Regions from separate parts of the Mus musculus genome. Here region 1 is linked to region 2. Evidence: chromatin loops called from intact Hi-C (ENCODE). Cell type or tissue: left cerebral cortex. All regions are shown on one strand.

Evidence for each region. Peaks named below come from ENCODE experiments on the same cell type or tissue, not always from the same donor. Only the 100,000 strongest peaks of a DNase experiment are listed, where the experiment ranks them.
Region 1: a loop joins it to region 2, with 2.3 times the contacts of the local background. A loop is called at or near these places in 3 of 42 quality-filtered maps.

Annotation. Positions count from the first base shown.
Region 1 is chr15:91,148,707-91,156,706 of GRCm38, forward strand. It overlaps Abcd2 (ATP-binding cassette, sub-family D (ALD), member 2), which reads right to left. Exons shown (of 10, transcript NM_011994.3): 9 at 2,949-3,074; 10 at 1-499. The coding sequence ends at 280. Among named protein-coding and RNA genes, the nearest start is that of Abcd2, 39 kb to the right of the region's middle. In left cerebral cortex, no CTCF peak of the experiment used is centred here; a DNase peak (open chromatin) is centred at 4,119.
Region 2 is chr15:90,990,053-90,998,052 of GRCm38, forward strand. It overlaps Kif21a (kinesin family member 21A), which reads right to left. Exons shown (of 37, transcript NM_001109040.2): 2 at 7,781-8,000; 3 at 7,491-7,673; 4 at 5,432-5,581; 5 at 4,289-4,423; 6 at 3,649-3,816; 7 at 1,658-1,773. Among named protein-coding and RNA genes, the nearest start is that of Gm52216, 35 kb to the right of the region's middle. In left cerebral cortex, a CTCF peak has its summit at 3,003 (motif pointing right); a DNase peak (open chromatin) is centred at 2,454.

The DNA.
Region 1 (8,000 bases), 160 kb after region 2:
CAGGCCACTTTCTCCTAGTCCTAGAAAGTCCTGCTTTACAGGTGAGTTAGCTTTTCACTGGGCACTAACTGAAGTCATGACTAATCTCAACTAATTTGTTTGCTTTTTTTGTTTGTTTGTTTGAAAAGTCTTCATATATTTCCTCGATGCTAAAATCATACAAAATACTTTTTTTTTGCCGGCTTGCTTTCTCTGCACTTAGCTTAACATACTGCATGCAGTAAAGAGAGAGTCTCTGAGGCTTCACCTAGAAGGTAACTGAAAACATGTCAAGATAAATTAGGATGTCTTTTCTGCAGTTTGGATTGTTTTCAGCACCGAGTCTTCCCCCAGAATTTTGCATAGTTCGTTGAGTCTCTGTTGCATTTTGGGAATTCCAGCGAGCTGCGACTCCAACTTTTGCTTTTCCTCACTCAACGTTAAACGGATAGCAGTGTCCAACTGTTCAAAGCGCCAGCCTCCTTCGCCATCGAATTGTAATAGATGAGTGTGGTATTTCCTGTGTGATTAAAACAAAGTGTAATCAGTCATAATCCTAAAAGCCGTTTCCATTATAGAGCTTTCTAGCTGATGTTCAGAGACAAATTTTAGTGGATGTGGCTATTTTACATTTTATTTCTAATGTTATCTCAGATAAACAGTGGAATTGCTAAAGTCTAAAGTCTTTCATCTCTAAGAAATTCTTCTTGATGTTCCTGAATTTTTCTTTCATATTTTGAGTACATATAATTTACAAAGGAAGATTATTCTTGTATTAATTTACCCTCATAATATCTTCTGAAGAAATATGTGTTCTGAATAAATAACGAAGCATAGTTAGAAGAGAAGTAAGGAAAGGGAATTGGGGAAAGAGTAAACTTTTAAAGATCATATCGAAAAAAAACTAAAGAAAACAAAGAAAACACAAAAGAAGCTTATTTATACATAATACCACCCTCTGGGATGAATTCTACTTAAGTACAACTTTCTCAGTAATAATAATAATTTAGAATCATTTTTACATGATTGCCCACAGGAGTCTTTTAGAAACATTCTCTTACTGTCACATAGATTCACTCTTCTCTCATGGTTCAGCTACTTAGGAGCTATGTAAAAGTGCAGAACTGAAAGACGGGAGGCAATCCATCCCTCTACTAAGGGAAGCCAAAGCCACTAGCAGAGGATTGTGGGATGGGTGGAGAGAGTATGGCTGGCAGAGTTGTTCCAGTCATGAGCCACCTGTACAGGGTCACTTAGCTTCACTGGCTCATGGTTCTTCACATTTTTCTGTCTTCAGTTTTTCATCTTACAACAAGTAATTATTATTTATTATGAACAGTCAGCCTTTTCAATCAGCTTCTATCTTATATGCGGATGTGAGCTGTTAAGCCTTCAATAAACAGGCTGCGATCCTTCTAACCACAGAAGTTAGGAATAGAGCAATGGGTCAGTTGGGGAAGGGAAGGAATTCCCAAAGAAGGGTCAATAGAATAGATAGTTATGGACAGATGAATGAGCTGGACTGAGAGGATTAAATGGAGAGGGGGAAGAGGAAGTTAAAGCAGGGAAACACAGAGAAACAGGAGAGTTATCGGAAGCTATCACTGTAGACATTTCTTAAAATATATACATATATTAAAAGGAGATCTGAATAGAGTCACCACAAAATAATGGAGACAAAGCCTCAACATCGATGCCACTTGTCAACAAATGAAACCTTCAGCACCAGGGATGGGATACATACAATTGAGTTGTTGTCCAAAGGGGTTGCTTGCCACGAATTGATAGTAAAGCTATATTGCTGAAGACAACCATGGAGATGTCCAACTAGCGCCTGCCTGGACCCTTCATCACTACAGACTAGGGTTCATTTCTTGGAACTGGAAAGTAGTCTGCACATTACTGGAAGAGACAGGTAGATACAACCCAGCTATAAAACCCGTACCACTCTAAACACCACACAATGGTGACCTGCCTGCACAATAATGCTGGTGCAATAGCGGTACAAATTTTGTGGGAATAACCAACCACTCACTATCTCCTTGGATTTAAGGTCCACTCCATGATATGGAACCTGTACCCAACACGGTTTGGTTGTCCAAGAACCTTAGACTACAGAGGCCATGATCTAGAGTAAAACCAAATGCTACTGTTCTGCTAAAGGAAATATTGACCTCCTAACATATAAGATCATATTATAAAAGTTAAATTGAAAGCGAAGTATTTATATGTATTTATAAGTATGTCACGCTGTAGAATACAAAAACAAAACAAAACAAAACAAAACAAAACACCCCCCCCTAACCCTATCATTAAACTATGAAGGCTAGGGACAGTGAGATGGCTCAGTGGGTTAAAGGTACTTGCTGAAAGGGTCATTCCCCTTTAAGAAGATGACACTGTTTTTGATGTCTGCCATCTCCACTGATTCATCACCATTGTTTGAATGGTGATGAGGGATTTAATGCTTGTTCTTGACATGTTCTTTTTTTTTTCTTAAAACAAACAACAAAAAGCTTTATTATTATTATTTTATTATTTCCTGTGATCCCTCTAACTTGATAATTTTAGAAATACTAAGTTATGGAATTTTAACATCCCACACACAAACTGGATTTTAAAGTAAATTTAAAAAAATTTTGTAATCATATCCTAACCTTAAACCTAACCCACTCCATAATCTTTCACAGTACATTCTAGTGTTATGATAAATAATTTTTTTAGTACAGATCAACTGTCAGATTCTCCTGTAGCTTCTCAGAATGACTAGAAGGTGACGTTCATTTCCACACAACACATGAAGGTTACATTAGGCCACAGGGAGCTAACCTATATTTGCGGGAACATTAGAGAAATACAGGTAGAAAACAAATGAAATATTTTATGTTCCACACAGAAACATTTAGCAAGGTTATCTTCTGAGAAGAGACAAAGCATCCCTCCCAGAGGAGGATGCTGTGAGCACGTACCACAGAGAAGGCCTGTGTGTTATGGAGAGTAGGGAAATCCCAGCCCCAATAGCAGCCTGAAATATCTTTCCTTCAACGTCGATGCTCACGGCACTGGTACATTCATCCAGCAATGCATACTTCGGTCTGAAAACAAACAAATAAACAAACAAATAACTGAGTGAAATTGCTCTGCAGCTGTGCCTTTCTTTGGATAACAATGGTACCCTGACAACTTCAGAGGGACTAAAGTCACCATGTGGACACCATCATTTGATGTTTTCATTTTAGTTTTGAAAGTTAGTTTCAAAGTATTCCAGGGCAGTTTTCATCATGAAATTATTTCCATTTATCTATTTTTGATTTTTTGAGATTCTAATATAATTACATAATATAATTTTCCCTTTCCATTTCCCCTCCAAGTCCTTCTGTGTACCGCACCTTGTTCTATTTCACATTCATGGCCCCCAGTATCAAAATAATATCTCATTTTACATAAATGACTTCTTAGCCTCATAAGTTTTTTTTTTTCTAATGTGCTTGCATATTAGTTGGGCTCTGGAGATGGAAGTGACAGATGCAAGAGTTAAAGGCATTTCTTTTTTAATTAATTAATTAAATTTAAAAATTTTTCTTATTGTTATTTTATTTATTTACATTCAAATTTTATCCCCCCTTCCCGGGTTCCCCTCTGAAATCCCCTTATCCCAGCTTCCTCCCCCTGCTTCTGTGAGGATGCTCCCCCACCCACCTACCCACTCCCACCTCACCACCCTGGCCTTCCCCTATGCTGGGGCATCAAGCCGTTAGCGCTCCATAGGACTGTGAAAGTCTCTAATGATTGCTGTACTTTCCCCAAGACAACGGTAAAGAAGTAGCTTTGTGGGTTCATATTATGATGAAATATTAATTTTCTGTGTGTTAATTACTGTTTGTGATTTTATTTAAATAGAGAAGGTGAAGAAAAGTATACAAGAGAAAGAAAATTTAGGTAAATTTTCTTTTTGTATAAAGCTCCTCTCTGCACTGTCCATCATATTTTGTACCTTCCTTTTTAGAGTGCTTTGAGCTAAAGAAGATTTTCGAAGAAGAAAAAAAAATGTGTATTTTATATTCTGTTGTCATAGCAACTCATAAGGAATGTAAGATGAGTCATACTTCTGTTTCCTTGGCAGTGTTAGGCTGTGTGTGTGTGTGTGTGTGTGTGTGTGTGTGTGTGTGTGTGTGTGTGTATGTGTAAATATACCAAACAACACAGCCAGGAGTGGATACTTGTAGAACTAATACTTAAAGTATTAAATGACACAAACTCTTAGACATTTGCTTTTTTTTTTTTCTCCTTTGTGAATCACAAGTAGTGTAGGATATGTGAAGGAAGAAACCTATCCCTTCAAGACAGGATTTTCCTGGTCATTCTTTAAATATTAGAATTATAAGGCTCTTGTAAAGCAAATTCTATTGTAATGCATTGTATCATTTCTGACCAGAGTTCTCTGTTGTTGCCAGTGCAGATCTTTCCTATCACAGCTCAGTATGTGTCATAATCTCATTGTCAGAACCATATTGGCCCTGAGAGCATGGGAAGAGGCAATCCCTCAGCATTACCAGTTTCCTACACTGGCTTTAACTTTCTAATTTATTTGATTCATTTGCAAAAGTGCTGCCTTTTTACTATTTGCTACCTGATACATTTTACAATCATGAATACTGATTAGTCCAATACTTGAAACATTGGGTTAAAACGCTTTCTTTATTGATGTCTCTTGTTCTTATTGAAGGGCTTATCTCATTAACACAGAGACATGGAAAAATGGTCACATTTGCAGTTCACTACACCACCCCTCTCAGGCTGTGTTGCTGATCATATTACTGAGTATTTATGGACGAAACCCAAGCCAGTTCCCAGAGATGGGCTGACAGCTGGTCAGAAATGTCAAGCTACAGTGTGCCCTTGAGTCTCCTCAGAGAGAGCAGCATTTCAAAGCACAGCAGGAAAAATACAGAGTTGGTAAAATTCAGTTCAGTTTTGTTTTTTTTTAAAGTACCCTCTATCGTTAGACTAACAATGTAAGCTTAGTATAAGTAATACATACATTAAGACATACACTAAGATAACTAATTTTTCTCACTAAAAATCAGAGTTATACATAAAACTACATAGTATATGATTTCACTTGCATGAGATTGTAAAGAAGTGGGTATATGGAGAACTTGAACAAAAAAGGGACTGAGAACCTTTTTCCGGGTAATAAAAACATTTTCTAACTCGGATGAGACGTTGAGTGAGATGAACATTATGTTACTTAGTGTACCTACATCTGTAAAAACTTTTTGAATTATATGCTTAAAATATACTTACTAGCCAGTCCCATGATACCCAGAGGAAGTTCCACTCCCAAGCACTCTAACATGCCCAGGATCATAGGATCAGAGGTGAGGAGGACACAACATCTGCCCCAATCCTGGAAGTAACTGGGACCAGCAGGACCCAGGCAACCAAGAATTCCACCCGACCAGTGGCACAGGTTCCTTCCAGTCTGAGCTTGTGCCCTATGCAGTCTTTGGGCTCGAACTCCACAGCCAGTCCCACAACACCCAGAAGAAGCTCTAGTCCCAGGCACTCTAACACACCCAGGACTGTAGGATCCCAGGATCCCAGCATCCCAAGATCCCAGGAGCTTGGTCACACCAGGATCTCAGGGACCCACAGGCTGTTGACTCCCAGGAGCTCTGACACACCCAGGATCTCAGGATCACAGGATCCTGGAATCACAGGATCACAGAGACAGCTGATCTCTGAGGAGTTCTGATGCAACCAGGTTCACAGGAAGGACAGGCTCCAGTCAGATATAGCAAGGGCAGGTAGCTCTAGAGATAATCAGATGGTGGGAGGCAAGCATAAGAACAGAAGCAACAGAAACCAAGCTTACTTGGCATCATCAGAACCCAATTCTCCCACCATAGCAAGTCCTGGATACACCATCACACCAGAAAAGCAAGATTTGGATGTAAAATCACTTCTCATGTTGGTGATAGAGGACTTTAAGAAGGTTATAAATAATACCCGTAAAAAAATACAGGAGAACACAGGTAAACAGCCAGAAACCCTTAAAGAGGAAACACAACAATCCCTTAAAGAATTACAGGAAAACACAACTAAAGAGGTGAAGGAGATGAACAAAACCACCCAAGATCTAAAAATGGAAATAGAAACAATAAAGAAATCACAAAGGGAGACAACCTTGGAGTTAGAAAACCTAGGAAAGAGATCAGGAGTCATAGTTGCAAGCATCACCAAGAGAATACAAGAGATAGAAGAGAAAATCTCAGATGCAGAAGATACCATAGAAAACATTGACACAACAGTCAAAGAAAATGCAAAAAGCAAAAAAAAAAAAAAAAAAAAAAAAAAAAAAAAACTCCTAACACAAAACATCCAGGAGATCCAGGACACAATGAGAAGACAAAACCTAACGATAGTAGGTATAGAAGAGAGCTAAGATTCCCAACTTAAAGGGCCAGTAAATGTCTTCAACAAAATTATAGAAGAAAACTTCCCTAACCTAAAGAAAGAGATGCCCATGAACATACAAGAAGCCTACAGAACTTCAAATAGTCTGGACTAGAAAAGAAATTTCTCCCATCACATAATAATTAAAACAGTAAATGCACTAAACAAAGAAAGAATATTAAAATCAGTAAGGGGAAAGGGTCAAGTAACATATAAAGGCAGACCTATTAGAATTACACCAGAGACTGAAAGCTAGAAGATCCTGGGCAGATGTCATACAGACCCTAAGAGAATACAAATGCCACCCCAGGCTTCTATATCCAGCAAAACTCTCAATTAGATGAAGAACCCAAGATATTCCATGATAAAACCAAATTTACAGAATGCTTTCCATAAATCTAGCCCTACAAAGGATAATAGATGGAAAACACCAACACAAGGAGGGAAACTACACCCTTGAAAAAGCAAGAAAGTAATTTTTCAACAAACCCAAAAGAAGATAGCCACACAAACATGGTTCCACCTCTAACATAAAAAAATAACAGGAAGCAACAAACACTTTTCTTTAATATCTCTTAGCATCAATGGAATCAATTCCCCCCAAAATACATAGACTAATAGACTGGATATGTAAACAGGACCCAGCATTTTGCTGCATACAGGAAACACACCTCAGTGACAAAGACAGACACTACCTCAGAATAAAAGGTTGGAAAACAATCTTCCAAGCAAATTGTTCCAAGAAACAAGCTGGAGTAACTATTCTAATATCATAAAATCAACTTTCAACCAAAAGTTATCAAAAAAGATAAGGAAAGACACTTTATACTGGTCAAAAGAAAAATCTACCAAGATGAAGTCTCAATTCTGAACATCTCTACTCCAAATGCAAGAGCACCCACTTTCGTAAAAGAAACTTTACTAAAGCTCAAAGCACACATCACACCCCACATAATCATACTGGGAGACTTAAATCTAACCATTCATTTTTCTCTAATTGCCTGGTTTTATTTAGACTGGAAATTAGAAGAACAAGATTGCAAGCAAACAGACCAATCTAAAATGTGCAGCATCCTAAACGACAAGAGTCAGTAATTTGAAATGTAAGATAGAAAAAATAAAATGGCTCAGCTGGTAAAACTTCCAGCTGCCAAGTCTGACATCAGGAGTTTGTTCCCAGAATGCACAAGGTAGAAGGACAGAACTTATTTCCTGCAAATTGTCCTCTTATATGCCTGTGAGACATATGCAGCATGCACATATACATACATGCAAACACAAATGCATGCACACATACACACTGAAAAGATATATAGGTAGACAGATGGACAGATAGATTATGGGTAGATAGATGATATATAGGTGATAAATAATAGGTAGGTAGATATATGCATAGATAGATAAATAATAGATGGATGGATAGATAGATAGATAGATAGATAGATAAAATGTAATAATAAGATTAGGCTGAGGCAGGAGGGGACAAAGATCAGACTTTTAAAGATTAAAATGTAATTGAGAGAACAACAAAACACAACATTTAGCTGGCTGTTGTGCGGCAT
Region 2 (8,000 bases):
ATTAGAAAACAGGTAAGGAGCCACTGGAGGATCCTCAACAAGCAGGCAAGCACCAGCCACAGTGAGAACAGCCCAGCACGCTTGCAGAACAAACAACCTCTCAAGGGGGTAAAATATTCAAACTATATAAATGTGTAAGGGGCAGACATGCATCTGATCTGCCTCGTTTCACAGTTCAAGTTATAGAATTGTACCTTTAAAGGAACACAGGGCTGAGGGCTGAGTGTGGTGGGGCACACCTTTAACCCCAGCCCTTGGGAGGCGGGGGCAAGTAGATCTCTGTGAGCTCAAGGTCAGCCTTGGTCTAACATAGGAAGTCTCAGGGCAGCCAGGGCTATACAGAAAGACCCTGTCTCAAAAGCAAAAAAGGAAAACAAAAGAAAGAAAGAAAGAAAGAAAGAAAGAGAGAGAGGGAGGGAGGGAGGGAGGGAGGGAGGGAGGGAGGGAGGGAAGGAAGGAAGGAAGGAAGGAAGGAAGGAAGGAAGGAAGGAAGGAAGGGGGAGGGGGAGGGGGAGGGGGAGGGGGAGGGGGAGGGGGAGGGAAGGGAAGGGAAGGGAAGGGAAGGGAAGGGAAGGGAAGGGAAGGGAAGGAAGGAAATTAGAAAATGTTCATTGGGCTCAAAAACAATTTTTACTTTGTTATGAAACTAGATTGATCCTGAAAAACATACGGAAAATACTAAAAACAGGTTTTAAAATATGCAACAAAGGAAGCCATATTGCATTCAAACATGCAATACATCTAAAGAGAAAGAAGACCATGCCAAGATTACATAAAAGGAAGAGATATTTTAAAACGCTGCTGGATTACACAGATCTTTTTCTAAGGCAAACTGATTTTAAACCTAAATTCAAAATTATTCAAAAGTCTTTTTTAAAAAATTGCAGTCCAAAAAGAGACGTAATTCCCAGATTGTTCATTGTGTGGCCTCTACTCAATAAACATGACTTTTAGACCACTAAAAGCATAATCAAGGAAATGTGCGGAGCGTGTTTAACTTGTTGAAATAGGCTATGAATGAATTCAAATGCCAAAAACCCAAAAGTTTCCATTTACACAGTCAATGGAGGAGAAAGAAGGGACTGTGTAGCAGAAGGAAATGTTTAGCCATGAAGTCCTCCAGTGCAAAGGGTTAGAGGGTAAGAGAGCACAGAATCCAACAGCTCGTCAGCAAACGCCCTGCATTTTATCCAACTGACATTTTCTGACAACTTTTCCAGCATAACAAAACAAGTTCCGACCTTAGACTTTGTGAGAAACTGTCAATAATATTTAAACGACTTTGTGGTAATTTAGAAGGTTTCATTTATTACCAACAAAATTCTTGTGGCCTCTCCTGTATGCAAATGAGAAGCTACACTACTGTAGAACAAGCATGTATTGCTGATTTCCTTTAAAACTTATACGGTGTTCAATAAATCACCAAACTTTCCCAACTTTAACTCGTCAATAAAATAGTAATATCAGCACTACCCAAAGAATATTATAAGTACTACCAGAATTATTATGTATAAAATGATTTACACATTTTAGGTATCTGTCACTTTTTTGCCCTATTCATTTGCTTTAAAATAAAAGCAGTTCTTATAAATCATCTTACAGATAACACCTTAAAAATTGTATGCAATCTAAACCTAGAACACGGATGAACACATACCTGTTACCCCCAAGGGAATCCTGCAAGAGTCTTGTCAGCTTAGAGTCTCTGTAAGGGACATGGGTGGCTCTCTTGCTCTTGTCCCCCAAGGCGCTGATTACATTCCCAAGAGCCAACTGACAGAGAAAAGGAGAGAGGGGAAAATCATATGCTTATTAACTAGAGCGCTTTTAACTAATAAGGACAGCCTGTAGGAAACAAGATAAAAATTAAGAACCCCGTGTTTGGATTTAATTCACATTTGTATTTCCAAATACAAGTAAGCTCAGTAACACATGTGTTACTCATAGCCCTTAGAGTCCAGAGATTTTCCCTTAAAACAGAAATGTTTAAAGACTGACTAAGTCTGACCATGCCTGGAGCTCAGGTTACATCTTCAGGGAACTACTCATTCGTATTATGAGTTTTTCTCAATTTAAATCAAACGTTTAGCAAGTCCCCAGCTCCTTGAAAGTTTCCTGCTATAATACAAATGGTCTATGTGGCTAATACTTCTCATAGCCACAAGGAAAATATTAGTGTCATTTCCCTGAGCAAGGATTCACTACACAAGTAATACTTTAGAAATATATATATATATATATATATATATATATATATATATATATATATGACATGATATGTGTTCAATATCCAACGTTATAAAAGGTAAATCATTAATATCTCTATAGCTATACTTTCCTGCCGTGAACGGGCTGGACTCCACGAGGAACGCATTCCCCACACTAATCATATCAGCTTTCAGTCACGAGACAACCAGAAACACGGACTGTCAGGGCCAAGTCACCATCCAGCAAGTGGCATGAGTCATACTGTATCTCGGCCTCTTTTTCCAGAATCTACGGAATTCAGTACTGGCCACACCAAAGTTCAACAGCCTCGACGGGAAATTGAGCAATGGATTTTGTCCCTTTCGGGACACGTGTCCTAATCCATCCGAGACAACATTCAAAGTGTAGGGCTCAGGCCTGACTACGAGGGAGCCTGTCCATGAGGGCCTTGATATTGGGAGATTAGGGTCTCTCTAATAAGCTTCACTGGACAGTTCCTAACAGAAATGTAATCATACTGGGATCAATGGGCACTGGTTAAAAACAAACAAACAAAACCCCTAAAGTTTGGAGGTCCCACTGCAGGACAAGAAGGGTCCAAGTAGAAGCATATGACCAGGTGTCACCATTACAGGAATTTAGCAGTGCTGTTCCTTACACGGGAACAGATGTCTAATACTATAATGAGGAGAGCAAGAAGGAAAGGCATGCAAAAGAGTGTTCTAAAATATTTTCTTGCACATAATGAAACCTTCTGCTAACTCAACCACAAGGCGTTTGCCTATCAAAATACCACTAGGTGGCAGAGCATTAAAGTTAATTCCTAATACAAACTATTTTGTAAAAAAAAAAAAAAAATGGATAAATCTCTGGACTCTGGACAAAATTCCAACAAAATAGATCAGACTCTGAGATACAAAGACATAATAAAAATAAACTGTTAAAAAGCTTTCCAATGATCCACACAGTCAATAAAACCAGTGTCACAAAATGTCAACCAAGGTGACCTTTGTGTCTTGTCCAAGGAAATACTTAACTTTAAGGGCTTGCTTTGAATGTATGTTTTCAAGTGTGGAAAGAAGTTTAAAAACATTGTTCCCATCTGTCAGCTTTTGCACATACTAGAAAGGTTGAGCGAGCCAAACTAAGACATAAGAAAGCCCGCGACGTGGGGGTGGGATAACAGACAGTGTGGTCAGAAGGTCAATGTATTACTGTTGCTTTAGCCTTCAAGACAGTGAGGATTTCCATGAGATATATTGTGAATACAGTAGAGAAAAGGAAGCTGGCCCTGATAATGTATGTCTATAACTCCAGGATGGCAAAGTCTGAGGCAGGAGAATCATTGTGAGGCGAGCCTGCACTACTTAATGATCACCAAACCAACCAAGCTAAACAGAGAGGGACAGCAGAGAGGGCACGTGTCTCTTGTGGTCTTACAAGCCCGCAGTTGATGGAAATGCCCTCTTTTGCTCTCTCGCCTGTAGCTCCGGTTCTCTTCAGTCTTTCCGATCCCGCCAGATCAACAAAGTGAAACTTCGCCGTCAGCGTCTCAAACTCATTCATTGGCGACGATTCGGAGATCAGCTTATTATCAGTTGCGTTCTCCTGGGATGGCGGAAGATAATCGAAGATTCCTCATTAATGTGACATCAAACACCCTGTAACCTTGTCCACATCTGCCCCCTTGCACAGCTGGAGAAACAGTGGCATAGCCATGCAAGCATAAATGAAAACATCAGAGAAAAAGTTTGGACAGCAATCTCCAGCTGTACTGAACTAAGGCTCTGCTGATGAAGGAAAATAGACAAAACAGCCCTAACCACAAAGAGCCTAGAGGATGACCCCTCCACTTGGTCATAACAAACAGATATTCAGTATTTTTGTTTGTTTTCCAAAGTCTTACACAATTGGTCAGCTTCCTTTAAATAAATAACAACAACAACAACAAAAGGAAACTAAGAGGAAGAAAAAAAATCAAATAAAATCAAATAAAACTGGATCAAACGCCTCTCCAGAGGTGCATAGGATGTACTGATCTAAAGGCAAAATGTTTAAGAAACAAGAAAAATGAACTCACAGCATCTGTTTGGGGACACACTCTGGTTTGACACACGTGAATGGTAAAGATGGCGTGTGAACGAGAGCTCTGTACGTTCATCTGGGTGCTGGCCGTGGTGCGCGAGAGAGCGCCCAGCTTCAGACACTGCATCATCTGCAACGGGGAAGAGAAGCTTCACTTGACACACAGGCACCAGCCAACCTTCTGGCTGAGCTGCCGGCTAAAACCCACTGTGCTGACGGACATAAAGGAAGATCTCTCATCCTATCTTTTTGTTATAGGCCCATCTCAGCTGAACTTCTCAGTACAATGGTGCACTCTCCTTTTTTTTTTTTTTTTTTTTGACTAGGAGAAAACACTAAGTCCCATTGTCCGTCCTATGCTGACATTTACAGCTTCCACTCCAAACTGTTACAGTAGAAGGCTTTGGGACGACGGACTCCACAGTAATCCGAATCAGTTAGGCGTCCCTGTTTGAGTTTTTTCTTCTCATTTTTTTTAAGATTATTATTTTTTTCTTAAATGCGTCCCTATAAAAGCCAAGACACAATCCTAAACCTCACGAGCAAAGAACGAATGGATTACAACCTCGTACTTCAGCACAGTTTAGCCCTCTGTAGCTCTGGCATGTGAGCTGTACACACACTGCACCCAACTTCAGACATCATCTGCCAAGGATGACGGCCTCTCTCGGTGTTGTTATGGTAAAGAATTAGCAAGACACAAACGTTATGCTAAGGAGTTAGCAACAGTATTCCATTAAATTCATTTTGGCATCAATTCATATGTCAGTGTGTGTGCACACGCGTCAGACATAGTACATGCATAGGATCAGACAGCAACATTTGGAAGTTTGGGGATTGGTTTTCCTTCCATCATGTGGGCACCAGGTTCCTGACACATCTTGCTAGGACTCTCATACTTTTATCATGATGTTCTTTTAGGGGGGGAAAAAGCACAAAGAAGGCACCTGACACATCTTGCTAGGACTCTCATACTTTTATAATGATGTTCTTTTAGGGGGGGAAAAAGCACAAAGAAGGCAGACAAGATTTTTAACTCCGTTGTACTGAACGAAAGCCATTTTACGTATTTATCTTGAGTTCTATCAGTAATGACAATTTTGAAAGCCCCTACGCTCTGTTTTAACAACACAGTCACCTCCGGTTCTGTATTCACAGTGCGTGTTGTGACGCCCACAGTATAAATTCCTCCAGTTGAATCTTCATGAATTCTTATATTTGATTTTTTATTTTTTGCATCAATATCCCGAGTGGTATCAAACAAGTCAAGGACCTCTTCATTATAGAGCTGTGGAAAAGACACATTAAATGGTTAATTCTGTCGAAGTGGTTCTGTGAGCCTCTGACATGCTTCAGGGTATCTTCAATACACTCGACAGCCCTCAAAATGACAGCTATTTCTTCATATAGCTATGAATTAGTATATGATCACACATTTATGAGTACTGAAGGGAATGTCAGATTTAGCTATAAAAATAAAGAGGAAATGACGTAATCGTAACAAACAACCCAGGCACAAAAGCTAAGATGACCTATGACCACTCCGCAAGACAGAAGCAAAGACAAATAGGCAAGCTTGAGCCAGTACGGCTCAGATGCAGGCAAAGCCAAAGGTTAGGGCAGAGATACTTTCTATTTGGGGGAGAAGGTTGGGGTTGGGGTATTGGGTGTGAGGTCTCATTAGAAGTAGCCCTGGCTGCCTGGGACTTTCTGTAGATCAGGCTGTCCTAGGAGGGTGGGGTGTGTCACTGAGTATCCCGAGCAGGCTGCCCTTGAACTCACAGAGGCCCTACCTCAGCATTTCAGATGCTGAGATTAAAGAAAAAGCTCGGAGATGTTAAGAATTTTCAACGTTTTACAATTTCACCCTAAAACTGTATTTCTTTTTCCTTTTATACTTATCCTGTTCGGTGCGTTTAAAGACTTTACTAATTCTTTTCTCATTCATTAATGTAAAAAAAAAGATAAGTTCTATTGCGACACTTCACATATGTATACAATGTAGTTCAGGCAAATATTCACCTGCTTTCTCCTTCCCCTCCCCCCTCCCCTCTCCCTCACTTCTATTTCAAAGCCTTCCCTTCCTTTTTATTTATTTATTTTTTTGCTTTGTTTTGTTGTTGTTTTTGTTGTTGTTTGTTTAACAAATACAAAAGGAACTCTGTTATTCTATCTTTGTGGGTCTGGCTTATTCCACACAACATGATGATTTCCAGTCCCGTCCATCTTCTTGCAATCTGCATAATTCCATTCTTAAGGCTGAATAGTGCTCTACGCTGTACACAGGCCCATGCATGTGTGTGTGCATTTCACATCTTCTTTATGCATTTGTCTGTCGATGGGCACCCAGGCTGATCCCATCACTTGGTAATTGTGAATATGCTGGTTGTGATTACAGCTGGCAAACAGGATGATAATTCTATCTCTGGTGGCTTACTTCTTCTATCTTTTACTACACACACACACACACACACACACACACACACACACACACACACACACGTATTTATTTATGCGTACGTATAGAGCATGCATGCCATGGCACGCACATGGAGAGCTGGTTCTCTTCTCTGGAATGGAACTCAGGACCTCAAGCTTGGCAGCAAGCATCCTTACCCACCGAGACATCCATTTTTTATCCTTCATTTCTTAAAGATCTTTATTGACATATGTAAAGTCAATGCAATTCAGAATTACAATGTGCCAGCCCATCTAACTATAGTATTACCCAAGAGCCTAGATTTCCTCCTCCTAACAGAGCGCCCTACCAGACTATGTACCATAAATTTATACTAACCCAATAATAATTGCACACTACAGAGACACCCTCAGCCTCTGAAGCCATTTCTCAACTTGCCCCCTCCCTTTTGATAATAATTTCTTAACTCCTAGCACTTTATAAGCCGACCCAAATTACCTACAATAGTTTATCACTTGTTAAGAAAAGGTTCAGAAATAAGCAATGTTAATTGTACTTTTAATCTACATGTCACGCATTTATAGTATAAATGTCAACATTATTTTGCGTCCAAAAGTAAGGCATATTTATTACCTATTAACTAATAATGCTAATTTCCTAAACCCACATTGACTGAGTGTTGTGTGCAAAGCACTATACAAAAGCCCAGCAGTATCCTATTAATAAGGATCTGCTGTAACGGGTAAAATTTAAAGGAAATTGACCATGAGTCTATTACCTCTAGGAACTGGGCATTCACTTTGAATTCAGGAGGGGGCAGCCCGTTTTTAATCGCTGAGGTCTTTTTCTCATCAATACTCTTGAACAGGTGTCTAACAGCACGAGAGATGATGCCCTGCTCTTCCTCCATGATGTTCACGTCAAATCCGGTTCCCATCGTGTAGGTTTTCCCAGCTCCGGTCTGAACAAAGGGACAAGAGAAGGACAGTTCATACTACCCAGGCCACAAGACAAGACAATGGAAACAGAACTGAATTCTAATTCGCATGCACACAATGAGGCATTTACTTGTCCATAGGCAAACACGGTGGCATTGTAGCCTTCAAAACAGCCTTCAATGAGCTTTTCGATGCACTGGGTGTAGATCTGCTCCTGCTGGGAGTCAATGTCAAACACATAATCAAAAGTAAAGGCCTTATCCTTCCCGAGGAAGACCTGAGGCTCTCCCGGTGTGACTGACGTGCAGATATGGCAACCTTCGATCTTCTCTTTGGCAAGCTGTGGTCTT